3 separate regions of the Mus musculus genome follow, and all the other regions are linked to region 2. The links are chromatin contacts, found by Hi-C or POLR2A ChIA-PET in ENCODE. All regions are on one chromosome and are shown on one strand. Each heading gives the region's core, a stretch centred on a gene start or an enhancer-like site at or near the end of the contact. The rest is flanking DNA. Distances are from core to core; before and after follow the strand shown.

Evidence for each region. A loop is a pair of places that touch in the nucleus more often than their neighbours do. ChIA-PET counts read pairs that join two places held with the same protein, here RNA polymerase II (POLR2A).
Region 1: a loop to region 2 is called in a map of regulatory T cell, with 2.1 times the contacts of the local background. The contact joins the promoter of Atrip here to the promoter of Shisa5 in region 2. A Hi-C loop is called at or near these places in 1 of 37 maps with a recorded cell type or tissue (regulatory T cell). POLR2A ChIA-PET finds 5 or more read pairs at or near these places in 4 of 5 experiments (Patski and embryonic stem cell).
Region 3: POLR2A ChIA-PET joins it to region 2 with 14 read pairs in Patski. The contact joins the promoter of Pfkfb4 here to the promoter of Shisa5 in region 2. A Hi-C loop is called at or near these places in 5 of 37 maps with a recorded cell type or tissue (CH12.LX, gastrocnemius and heart). POLR2A ChIA-PET finds 5 or more read pairs at or near these places in 3 of 5 experiments (Patski and embryonic stem cell).

Annotation. Positions count from the first base shown.
Region 1 is chr9:109,072,416-109,076,046 of GRCm38, forward strand. Atrip (ATR interacting protein) reads right to left here and starts at 1,709. Exons shown (of 13, transcript NM_172774.3): 1 at 1,340-1,709; 2 at 192-322. The coding sequence starts at 1,589. Atrip-trex1 (Atrip-Trex1 readthrough) reads right to left here and starts at 1,682. Exons shown (of 14, transcript NR_153412.1): 1 at 1,244-1,682; 2 at 192-322.
Region 2 is chr9:109,036,904-109,040,291 of GRCm38, forward strand. It overlaps Shisa5 (shisa family member 5), which reads left to right and starts at 1,664. Exons shown (of 6, transcript NM_025858.3): 1 at 1,664-1,861. The coding sequence starts at 1,792.
Region 3 is chr9:108,990,122-108,993,611 of GRCm38, forward strand. It overlaps Pfkfb4 (6-phosphofructo-2-kinase/fructose-2,6-biphosphatase 4), which reads left to right and starts at 1,781. Exons shown (of 14, transcript NM_173019.5): 1 at 1,781-1,991. The coding sequence starts at 1,895.

The DNA.
Region 1 (3,631 bases), core at 459-2,958, 36 kb after region 2:
TTTTACACATGCTTTTTAATACCAAAATGAATGAATTAGCTGCAAATACAATAAGTTAGGGCTGGAAGGATAGCCTAACAGTAGAGTGTCTGTGTATAGCATGTGTGAAGGTAAAGTCCTGAGTTCAATTCTCAGCATTACAACCAAACAGGCAAAACAAAACACAAACAAACAACCCAAAAGTCACATACCTTTTCTTTAAGTTCTTTGTATTGTATCTGAAGTACTTCTAATTCAAAATTATCTTTAACTGGAATATCTTCTCTGCTTTTCCTTATAGGACTATTTGGTAACCCATCTAATCGGCGGACCTTATGAGCACCTGTATAAAAAGTAGTTGCCCTTAGGTTGAGCATGGTGGCACAGAACTGCAATCCCAACACTTGTGAAGTAGAGCTATGGGGATCTCAAATTCAAGGCTAGCCTTGCTAGAGATCGAGAACCTGTCTGGAAAAAATAATCCCATGTATACTGCGGGGCTCAGTATGTATCCACCTTTGTCATAAAATGCAGAAGGAGTCACTCTTGAAAGCCAAGTTGAGAAAGACCCAGGTAACAGCTCCGAGCATGGTATAAACACATAAAGAATCCTTATGGCATAGCATATCTGAATTCTCTCGCTTTATACCTCACCCACTTTCTAGACTCTCAGCTCATAGCTGAACAGAGATTGCACTGGCTGTGACTCTACCATAACTACTATTTACTACAACATGTTAGGCATAGGATCTGCTGGTTTTAAAGACTGATGGTGAACCAAATGGATACATTCCAGGGGGAGGTGGGGCTCCAGGGATGGAGTAAGGTAGAGTACCGGGTGATGTAGGGCCAAGGAAGGGGGAGGCAGCATTGCTTTGTGCCATTTCGTGGAAAGTTGCGTCTAACCACTGCCGCATATGACAGCTGGTCAGCAATGAGTGTTTTCCAATGCCTGGTTTTCCATGCAATATTGCTGGAGAGATGGAGGGCCAGCCACATTTCCAGGGATAATCCTATTTTTCAGATGCTGTAAGTGCTAAGTACATTCGCAAGGTGCCCATCAAACCCTCCTGACACTTAACTTATTCCCCAAGAGTGTAAGCTCTAAGAAGAAAAGCAGCTTTGGCATTTCTTGCCCATTGCCTGTTTGCCATGCCTAACCTTTGGGCAACTGGCATTTTTGTGTAAGACTCTCTTTCATCTCTTGCCTCTGTCAGACGCCTTCTAATGCTCTTCTGCCCAAGGGTTACAATGGGGTGCATACCATCTAAATGGGAGGCCATTTAACATTCTGGATGTCTCACCGCCAAATCAGAGGTCTGCACCACCCGCCGGGGGAAAAGGCCCCTCAGGCACTCACTGGACAGGTTCCGAGGCGCGACGGGACACTGGCTCAGGGCCTGTGACGCGAGGATGTCGAGTTCCTCTAGGTCGTCCGCAGTAAATTCCGCGTGCTCACCGAATGGGTCTTCGGGGTCCGGGACTGTGGTCTCAGAGAAGCTCCGGGCCCGCTTGCTCGGAGGGTTCTCAATGGATCGAGACAGACCGGGGAAAGGCTCCAGGCCGCCACTCTGTTTCCTGTGGCTGTTCGGTGCGGGGGTCCCGGCCATGACTACCTTCAACCCGCAGCATCCGAAGACGCCAAGCACAGCCTTGTCCACAGAAAGCCTGAGCTGGCCCAACCGCCCGCGCGCCGCCGTTCCCCTCGCCTTCCAGCGTCTCCCCAGCCTGCGGGCCAATCAGCTGCCAGCTACCGGGCACAGATGGGTGACGTGTACAGAGCGCGCCGTTACCCGGGACAGGCTCCTGCGTGTCTGGGCTCAGTACGAAGGGGTCCCCGGTGATGCCAGGGTACTACAGTGCTGTCAGGATTATCCCGGTTGCGAGATCGAGGAGCGTCTGCCCGACCACACCTGAGGCGGTTCCCCGTGGCACTGTGTAGAATACAGAGCCCTAGAGAAGCAGGCAGCGTTCAGGGGTCAGCTCTCCCTGACCTCACTCCTCGCGGCTGACCCACCTCTCTCATGTCCAGAGACTCTTTTAGGGAGGAGGCTGGGAAGAGCAGACTTGGGGAGGAGAAGGAATGCTTTTCTTCCTGGAAGCAGAGATCTTCCAGGATAACAAATGTTTCAAGTATGTATATTTGAGAAAAAAAAAAAAAAAAAAAGGCTGGGAAGGATGGTCTCGAGAACGGCGTGCCTATTCGGAACTGCTCCAACTGTTAACTTCCATTTATTTCTTGGAGAGTCTTTATGTCCTGAGCGCTGGTTGCGTAGAGACAATGAAGCTCAAGAGGTCAAGGAAGGCTCGCTGGGAGTGGTCCTTGAATTACCCAACAGATTGAGGGGGAAATAGCAAGAAAAATGGGTTAGGAGGCAGACGCATGATGTTTCTGAGAAAAATTCATCTTCGACAAGGATGCCAGGTGGATGCCTCCTCTTTGCGACAGACTTCATGGAGGAGCAATGATTTGAGTTGGGCTTGGGTGTATGACTGGCTTTTATGAGCTGAAGTGGTGGGCAGAACAGATACCAGAAATGGCGGATTAGCATTGGAAGGCAACAAGATCAAGACTTTTCTACTCCGTTTGCTCAATGCCAGACTTAGTTTGTGAACCTACCAATGTTTGCTGAGGCGTTGGGCGGAAAGGAGAGCGCTCAGGCTTAGAATGCCTTAGGCCTGCCAACCCACCCCCACCCCACCCCTGCCTCATTATTTTTTATGTGTGTTTTACCTTCATGTATGTATGTGCATCACATGCATGTATGCCTGGTGCCTACAGTGGTCAGAAGGCATTGCATCACTTAGAACTGCCTTAGTTTCTTGATTCAGCTGCTGGTAGTTTTCCCATAGCTGCCCAACATAATGTTGAATGTTCAAGTCTCCCAGCAGCCCCCCACCCCCTTTGGTTATATGTCAAGACATATAACCAAAGCTGGCCCAGAACTCCAGAATGTCCTTCCTCCCGCTGAGTGCTGGGATTATAGACATGAGTTTTTGTTTGTTTGTTTTGTTTTTGTTTTTTGTTTTTGAGATGGCCTCAAACTTCTAATCCTGTCTCAGTCTCTAAAGTGCTAGAATTGTGAGTGTGGGCTACCAGGCGTGGCTGATTGCCCAGGTTGTAATAGCTACGATCTTTGGTTCTGGAAACAGGACATTGTCAGGAGGGATTACGTTCTACCAAATAAACGAGAAGTTTTGGGGGCAGGAGGCTATGACTGCTGATAAGTATTTTCAGCAGCACCGGGCTAGGTGCCAGCTGACAAGGCCCTATGGGCTTTAAGCCCAAAGAAGATGCTTTTTGGAGATGACCAAAGCAAGCTGATTTGTTTGTTTTATATTTGGGTGTTTTGCTTCCATGTAGATCTGAGGCCAGAAGAGGGCATCAGCTCCTTTGGAACTGGAATTACAGTGAGCCATCATATGGGTGTTGGGAATTGAACCCAGAACCCCTAGAAGAGCAGTGAGTGCTATTAACTACTGAACCATTTCTCTAGTCCCCAACCCAGTGTTTTAAAATTTCAATTCTCCTGCATCAGCTGCCTGAGTGCTGAGTTTACAGGTATGCTAGCTGGTCTTCATGGTGCAGGCCTGTAACTCCAGCTACTCAGGAACTTTAGGCAGGGACATCACAAATTCAAGGCCTGGCTGG
Region 2 (3,388 bases), core at 414-2,913:
GAAAATGTGGTACATTTACACAATGGAGTACTACTCGGCTATTAAAAACAATGAATTTATGAAATTCTTGGACAAATGGATGTATCTGGAGGATATCATCCTTAGTGAGGTAACCCAATCACAAAAGAAGCCATTAGGTATGCACTCACTGATAAGTGGATATTAGCCCAGAAACATAGAACACCCAAGCTACAATTTGCAAAACACAAGAAAATCAAGAAGAGGGAAGACCAATGAATGGGTAGATACTTCATTCCTCCTTAGACTAGGGAACAAAATACCCATGAAAGGAGTTACAGAGACAAAGTTTGGAGCTAAGATGAAAGGATGGACTATTCAGAGACTACCCCACCTGGGGATCCATCCCATAATCAGCCACCAAACCCAGACACTATTGCATATGCCAGAAAGATTTTGCTGAAGGGACCCTGTTATAGCTGTCTCGTATGAGGCTATGCCAGTGCCTGGCAAATACAGAAGTGGATGCTCACAGTCATCTATAAGATGGAACACAGGGCCCCCAATGGAGAAGCTAGAGAAAACACCCAAGGAGCTGAAGGGGTCTGCAACCCTATAGGTGGAACAACAATATGAACTAACCAGTACCCCCAGAGCTCGTATCTTTAGCTGCATATGTAGCAGAAGATGGCCTAGTCGGCCATCACTGGGAAGAGAGTCCCCTTGGTATTGCAAACTTTATATACCCCAGTATAGGGGAATGCCAGGGCCAAGAAGCAGGAGTTGGTGGGTAGGGGAGCAGGGCGGGGGGAGGGTATAGGGAACTTTTGGGATAGCATTTGAAATGCATATAAAGAAAATATCTAATAAAAAATTAAAAAAAAAGATTTTGCTGATATGACCCTGATATAGCTGTCTCTTGTGAGGCTATGCCAGTGCCTGGCCAATACAGAAGTGGATGCTCACAGTCTATTGGATAGAACACAGGACCCCCAATAAAGGAGCTAGAGAAAGTACCCAAAGGAGCTAAAGGGGTCTGCAACCCTATAGGAGGAACAATATAAACTAACCAGTACTCCTGGGCAGTGCAAGTTCACATTCCTCCGTTCCCTGGCCTTGTTAGGAACTTTGTCCCACATTGAGGGGAAGGGGCAGCCTGTGTGTACCCTAGGAGCTGTTAGTTCTTAACTCAGGATTGGATCCCTGAGCCAGGGTGAGCAGTTACCTGGAGGTGGTCTTGGTCACTGGGGAGTGACATTCCTCAGACTGAGGTCCTGGAAATCTGCTAAAAGGGACTTGACTTTGTTGAGCACCATTCCCTGCTTCAAGCAGCGGGATCCTCCTCCGGTGAATCTGTGTGAGGCTCCAAGGAGCCAGCAAGAAAATCGCAGCTTCCCTGAGGGCAAATTGGAGGCGCGCACCAGCTGTACACTGCTGGCGCTCAAGTGTTAGGATAACGTTGCCACAGAGATCCTTTTCTAGCACCTAAGTCAGCTGCAAGGGGGGGGGGTCTTTCCGCAAAAGTATGCAGTGAGCAGAGGGCAACTTGGATGCACCAGCCCCTTCCTCCTGCATCTGGGAAACCTGTCTCAAATTTTCGTGGACCGGTGCTGGAGGGACTCCCATGGCCAGGCTGGGAGGGGCGGCCGCTTCCCTTCTCTTCCCTCCCACTTCTTCCCCCTCCCTCCCACCTCCTCCCCTCTCGGGCGGGGGTTCCGGAAACCGGCCGGGGCGGGGCAAGGAGGCTAGGGCCGCGCTGGTCGCGGAGGTTGCGGCGGCACCGTGGTCTTGGGCTTGGTCCGTCTGTTCGTCCGTCCGTTGGTCTGTCCCGCCATGGCTGCGCCGGCGCCCTCTCTGTGGACCCTATTGCTGCTGCTGTTGCTGCTGCCGCCGCCTCCGGGTGGTGAGCCTGGGAGGAGGGGGCGGTGTGTGCTCCCTAGGGACCGGGTCGGGTCAGACACTTCCCCTAGCTGTCTCTGGAATGAGCCAGACAGGACCAGCCTTGGAGTGCTTCGACTTGACTCCCTGAAAACCAGGGGGGCGTCTGCGAACCCCACCACTGACTTCATCTTGTCACCTCTTCCCTCCTGAGCTGATACTGACTACCTTTGTTGTGTCCTTCACGGTGTGAAGGCCCTACCTGTTCCAGGGGCTGGAGCAAGACTCCCGCCTGGGGTTAGCTTCAGGCTCAAAGACAGCCTGGCCCTTCCAGCAAAGACTTTCCCTCTCAGCTTGTTTCCTGGCTGGGAGCCCCGCCGCCTGTTGCCTCTACAGCCCTGTGTTCCAGGAGAAGCTGGGCCCTAAGGCTGGCTTGGGGAGGAGACACCTCTTTCCCTTTTCATCATTAGAGGGATGACTCACTTGGGCTTGGGAGGGCAGGCTGGGGGCCTATTCGGGTGTGTATTGGAACAGTCCCCTGCCGGTCATGGGAAACTGATTCTGTTGTGATGGGTGGCTTCCTGGAGGAAAAGGGCTGTTTCCTGAGGGCTGACATGAATTTGGAAATGAGAACAGAGTCAGCCCATCCCCCGAGTGAGGCTCTGGGAGAGCGGGACAACTCAGACTATAGAGAGTTTCGTTCTGTGTCTGGAGGGTCTCAGCCTTGAAGACCCACTGGTGTGGACATCAGTAGATGCCACCTGTCTTTAATCTCAACACTCCAAAGGCAGAGGCAGGAGGATCTCTGTGAATTTGAGGCCAGTCTGGTCTAGGCTGTGAGTTTCCAGGTGAACTAGGGCTATATAGTGAGACCCTACCCTAAAAAGAAAGCAAGAAGTCTCACTGGTGTGGGCTGTTCAGCCTCCGAATCGCAGCCTGGCTCACTTTCATGTGGTGAGTTGGCTAAGCCTGCAGTGGTCAGATAGACCCATTTCATAGCAAGGTTTGGCCCAAAACAACAAAACTGTAGCCCTCTTTACCTCCAAGTTAACTTTTCACAGCCTGTCATAGCACCTCTTCCCCTGGGCCTCATTCTAGTAGCCCCAAGGCACATGCTCTATCTCCTGCCTGATCTGGCTGGGCTCTCTGACCAGGGTTCATGTGCTGGCTCAGGACTGCTTCCAGACGGATACTTAAGGGACTGTCCCATGTGAGCCTTGATGAGGGTCTTTCACGTGGGGTTCTCCTGTGTTTGGGTTTCAGGTTTGCTAGTGTAGCCTAAGGACACGGACATGGTGTGTGGCATCTTCCCAGAGTGTTGTAAAGCTTGTTGGTACCCGGTGTTGGCGCCCGTCTCTCAACGTGACCTTGTTTATTGGGATTTGCTTGTTTGTTCTTGGACTGAGAGTCTACGTGCAAGGGTCTCACACAGTGCCACACTTTCTAATACCACCACACGCCTAGCCTAGGGATAAGTGCTTTATGGAGTCTTGTGTGGGGAGTGTTATTGTGAATGGGTTAGGATTCAGCCTGTCGGTAGAGGCTAAGGTTC
Region 3 (3,490 bases), core at 531-3,030, 47 kb before region 2:
TGGGAATGGAGGGAGGATTCTGCAACTGGCAAGGAGGTAAGAGGAAATGAATCTCTGCCCAGAGCAGGGTAGTTCCCAAAATAGCCGGCCAGAGCTGGTACCAGGGAGGCCCCAAATGGGCTTCTGAATTTTATTTCCTGGTGCAGTGGTTAAGATATCTTGGTCACAGTCCTTCTGTCTATGCCAAACTCTGGAGAGTTGGTTTGAGACTTGATGAACTGACCCAAAGCAGAGACGTGAAAGGAAGGGATGTGGGCCAATTGTGAACGGGGTCAGCCTTGTTTTTCATGTCCCTAGCTTCTGGCTGGGCATATGTGAGGCAGGAAACCTGCCAGGGGTTTGGTGGAGGGCATCACTAGAGGGTAGTGAGATCGAGATTCAAACCCTGTTGCTGGGGCCTGCACAGAAAATATACAGTTTGGAGAGGCGGGGCTGAGCAGAAAGAAGAGGCCTGAGCTTTCTGGAGACTGGTGGGGGTCAAACGCAGAAGAGTGACTTCCGAACACCACCCCTCACTGGCCTCTAAGGGGTCATGTTCACTGGGGGTCGCCCAGCTGGAGAATTCGTTCATATGGTACCACTTTAGCCCTTAAGCCTGAGCTGCCAGCCCTGGCCCTGGGCCCTTGTCCCAGTACATTTTCAAAGGCAGAGAGGGAGGTAATATAATGAATGAGAACGCCCACATGTTTTTAAACAGATTTCTGAGGCTGACACATTTAATCTGTACCACAGTCTTGTAAAATTGATGACGTCTGCATCTCATTTTCCTGATGAAGAGACAGAAGCTCGTTAAAAAAAAAATTCATTATTAAAACACTAATTGGGGCTGGGGTTAGCTTACTTAGCATACACAAAGCCTTAGGTTCTCTAGGTTCGATTCCCTGCATAAACTCTGTGGAAACACTGGAGCTTGGAAGGTGAAAGCAAGATGAGCAGAAGTTCAAGGTTATCCTCAGCTACACATTAAGTTCCAGGACAGCCTGGCAACATGAAACCAGCCCTTCTTCTCCCCCCCAAAAGAAAGAAAAACCAAACAGCAATAAAATTATAATTGGTAAAATATAAATCCTGGGAAGAAAATCAGAATACTGCTTAGTGAGACCCCAAACAGCTTGTTCATATATTTCAGAGATTTAGCCTAAATTCCCCAGCAGCCAGGCCAAAACATGGTCGATTTTGAGATGTATTCTGTGTTTATGTCCCTAAGAGAAGGGAACTTTTTCTGTGTGGTTGAACAAGTTGTTCTTGTGGACCCGGGAAGTTTCAAGGCTAAAAGCAACCGAGGAGGAACGAAGAAGGTCCAGGAGGGCGCAGCGGTGGTTGACTTCCAGGGCAGCAAGTCAGTCATTAGAGCCATTCAGGGACAAGTGCCACGCTGGTCCAGACTATCCGGCTCTGAGGATCACGCAGGCCTGCTCAGCTTCTCCGTACCCTTCTCAGTAGGCGACTGTGAGGTCACATTTCTCAAGGGAGTAAGAGGCCACACAAGCTTTGGGGCAGGGCTGCAGCACCCTGGGCGGGACCATGAGTGGGGCCTATGCATATAAGAACAATCTGGTTGAGTACAGTAAACTTCACATCCGGGGCGGGGTCTGCATAATCCGGGTGTCAAAGGTAGCTAGTATTGAGCATGCGCGTTATCAACTCTGGTTTGACGGATGGGGCGTGCTTAGTCCAAAAGAAGCTATAGTAAAATTGGGCATGCGTAGTCGTAGGCCAGTGCCTCTTTAGTTTGGGTGGAGCCTATTAGTTCTGGGGCGGGCCTGCGAGAAGATTGACAAGAGTTGGAGCCGCTAGAGGGTGGGCGGGGCCGGAGGGGCGGGACCTCGGGTGGCCCGAGGTGGCCCGGTTGCTGGGTGAGTAGCAGCGCAGTCCGATTCATCCCAGCCCAGGGATGGCGTCTCCACGGGAACTGACCCAGAATCCCCTGAAGAAGATCTGGATGCCGTACAGCAATGGCAGGCCCGCTCTGCACGCCAGCCAGCGTGGTGGTAAGACCGGGGTCCTAAAGGAGAGAGAGAAGGTGAACCCTGATGGGTGGGTAGACGGCCTAGACGAGGGTCTCGAGTGAAAAGGCAGGAGACTGGTAGAGAAGCAGGCACCGGTGAGGCTATTGTAACTGGTGGGCGGAGTCGGGGACAGGTGAGAGGCTGAGAACAGGTGAGCGGGAGTGACCGTGGTACCGTGACAGTGGCCCGCAGAAGTGTGGTGAAGCAGGAGTGGGGACAGATGTGAGGGGACATCTCAGTCTGTTGGAGACTGGGTCTGACCCAGTGGATAGGCACCGACCCGAGCTGTTTCCAGTGCCTGTGTATAGAAGAGGACTTCGTTTGTGGCCGTGGCTCTTTACTCTCTCCTGGCCACAGAGTGGGCTAGCGGGAAGTCTGGCTGGAAACTGAGTTGTGTAGCTCCAGACAAGGCAGTTGGCTTCTTTGAGCTGAGAACTTTTGAAAGCCTAGCCATGGGCTAGTTAGTAGTCCTCAGGTACCCCTTGGTTTTAATGCCAAAGTTTTAGAGGAACTTTGGGGGAGTACAGTTGTCAAGATTTGGACAGTGGGAACGGCACACCATATGGACCTATATCTGTGCCCCTGGATGTGGAAGCACCCACTTGAGTTCACTGTTAAATAACTGCACAGGAGAGTCAAACATCAAAGAACTATGCTGGAATTTGTGAATTGCGAAGTGACTTACCTCTTCTGGGATCCTGAGTGTTCTCATCTACTTCCTTGGCTTTTCTGTTTGTTCTTGAACGAGTCTGTAATTTTTTATTGACAGGGAAAAGAAAAAAATTGTTTTATAAGTAACTCAAATATTGTAATGAATTTGCAGCTTGGCAAAGACCTCAGAGAACATCTCGTACAACTGGTGGCGCAGATATGGAAATGGAGATCAGGCTGTTGTGTGATGTGCCAGGGTCTCCGTGCATTCCTAAAGGCTGCTGTGTGTGATAAGGGAGGGGAGGGTCCTCTACGCTTCTGTGGCCAAGGCCAGCCTGAGGCCACGACTTTGACCATTACCATAATGAGAGGGGTTGGGAGTGGGGAAGGCGTGTGTTATATGATCATGACTTGGGTCCTCCTAGAATGGCAGTAGTTCAGAAGCAGACTGTGTTCCTGTGGGTGGTGGCTCTGACCACAGTATGGGTACTGGTGGAGCCATAGCTGTGCAGACAGACACATTCTGAGTCCTCAGGGGCTGTGGATTTAGCCTGGCCAGCTTCCAAAAGGAAGAATTAATCAGAAGCTCCTTGCCAGTCTATTAGGACAGCCGTCCAGACCAGAGGGTGGCTGCCCCCGTTACAGAAGGGCAGGGACCTGGACTTTGGGGACAGTAACGCTCAAGCCACATCCTGGACCAGCTGTGTGATCTTGGACAAGGAGCCAACCCTTAGACCTCAGCCTAGGATGAGACCATTGTCATTTTTGCCTCTAACAAGTAAATACTTGAAAATTGGAAGCAAGCTGGGTGTGGTGGTGCAAACCTTTGA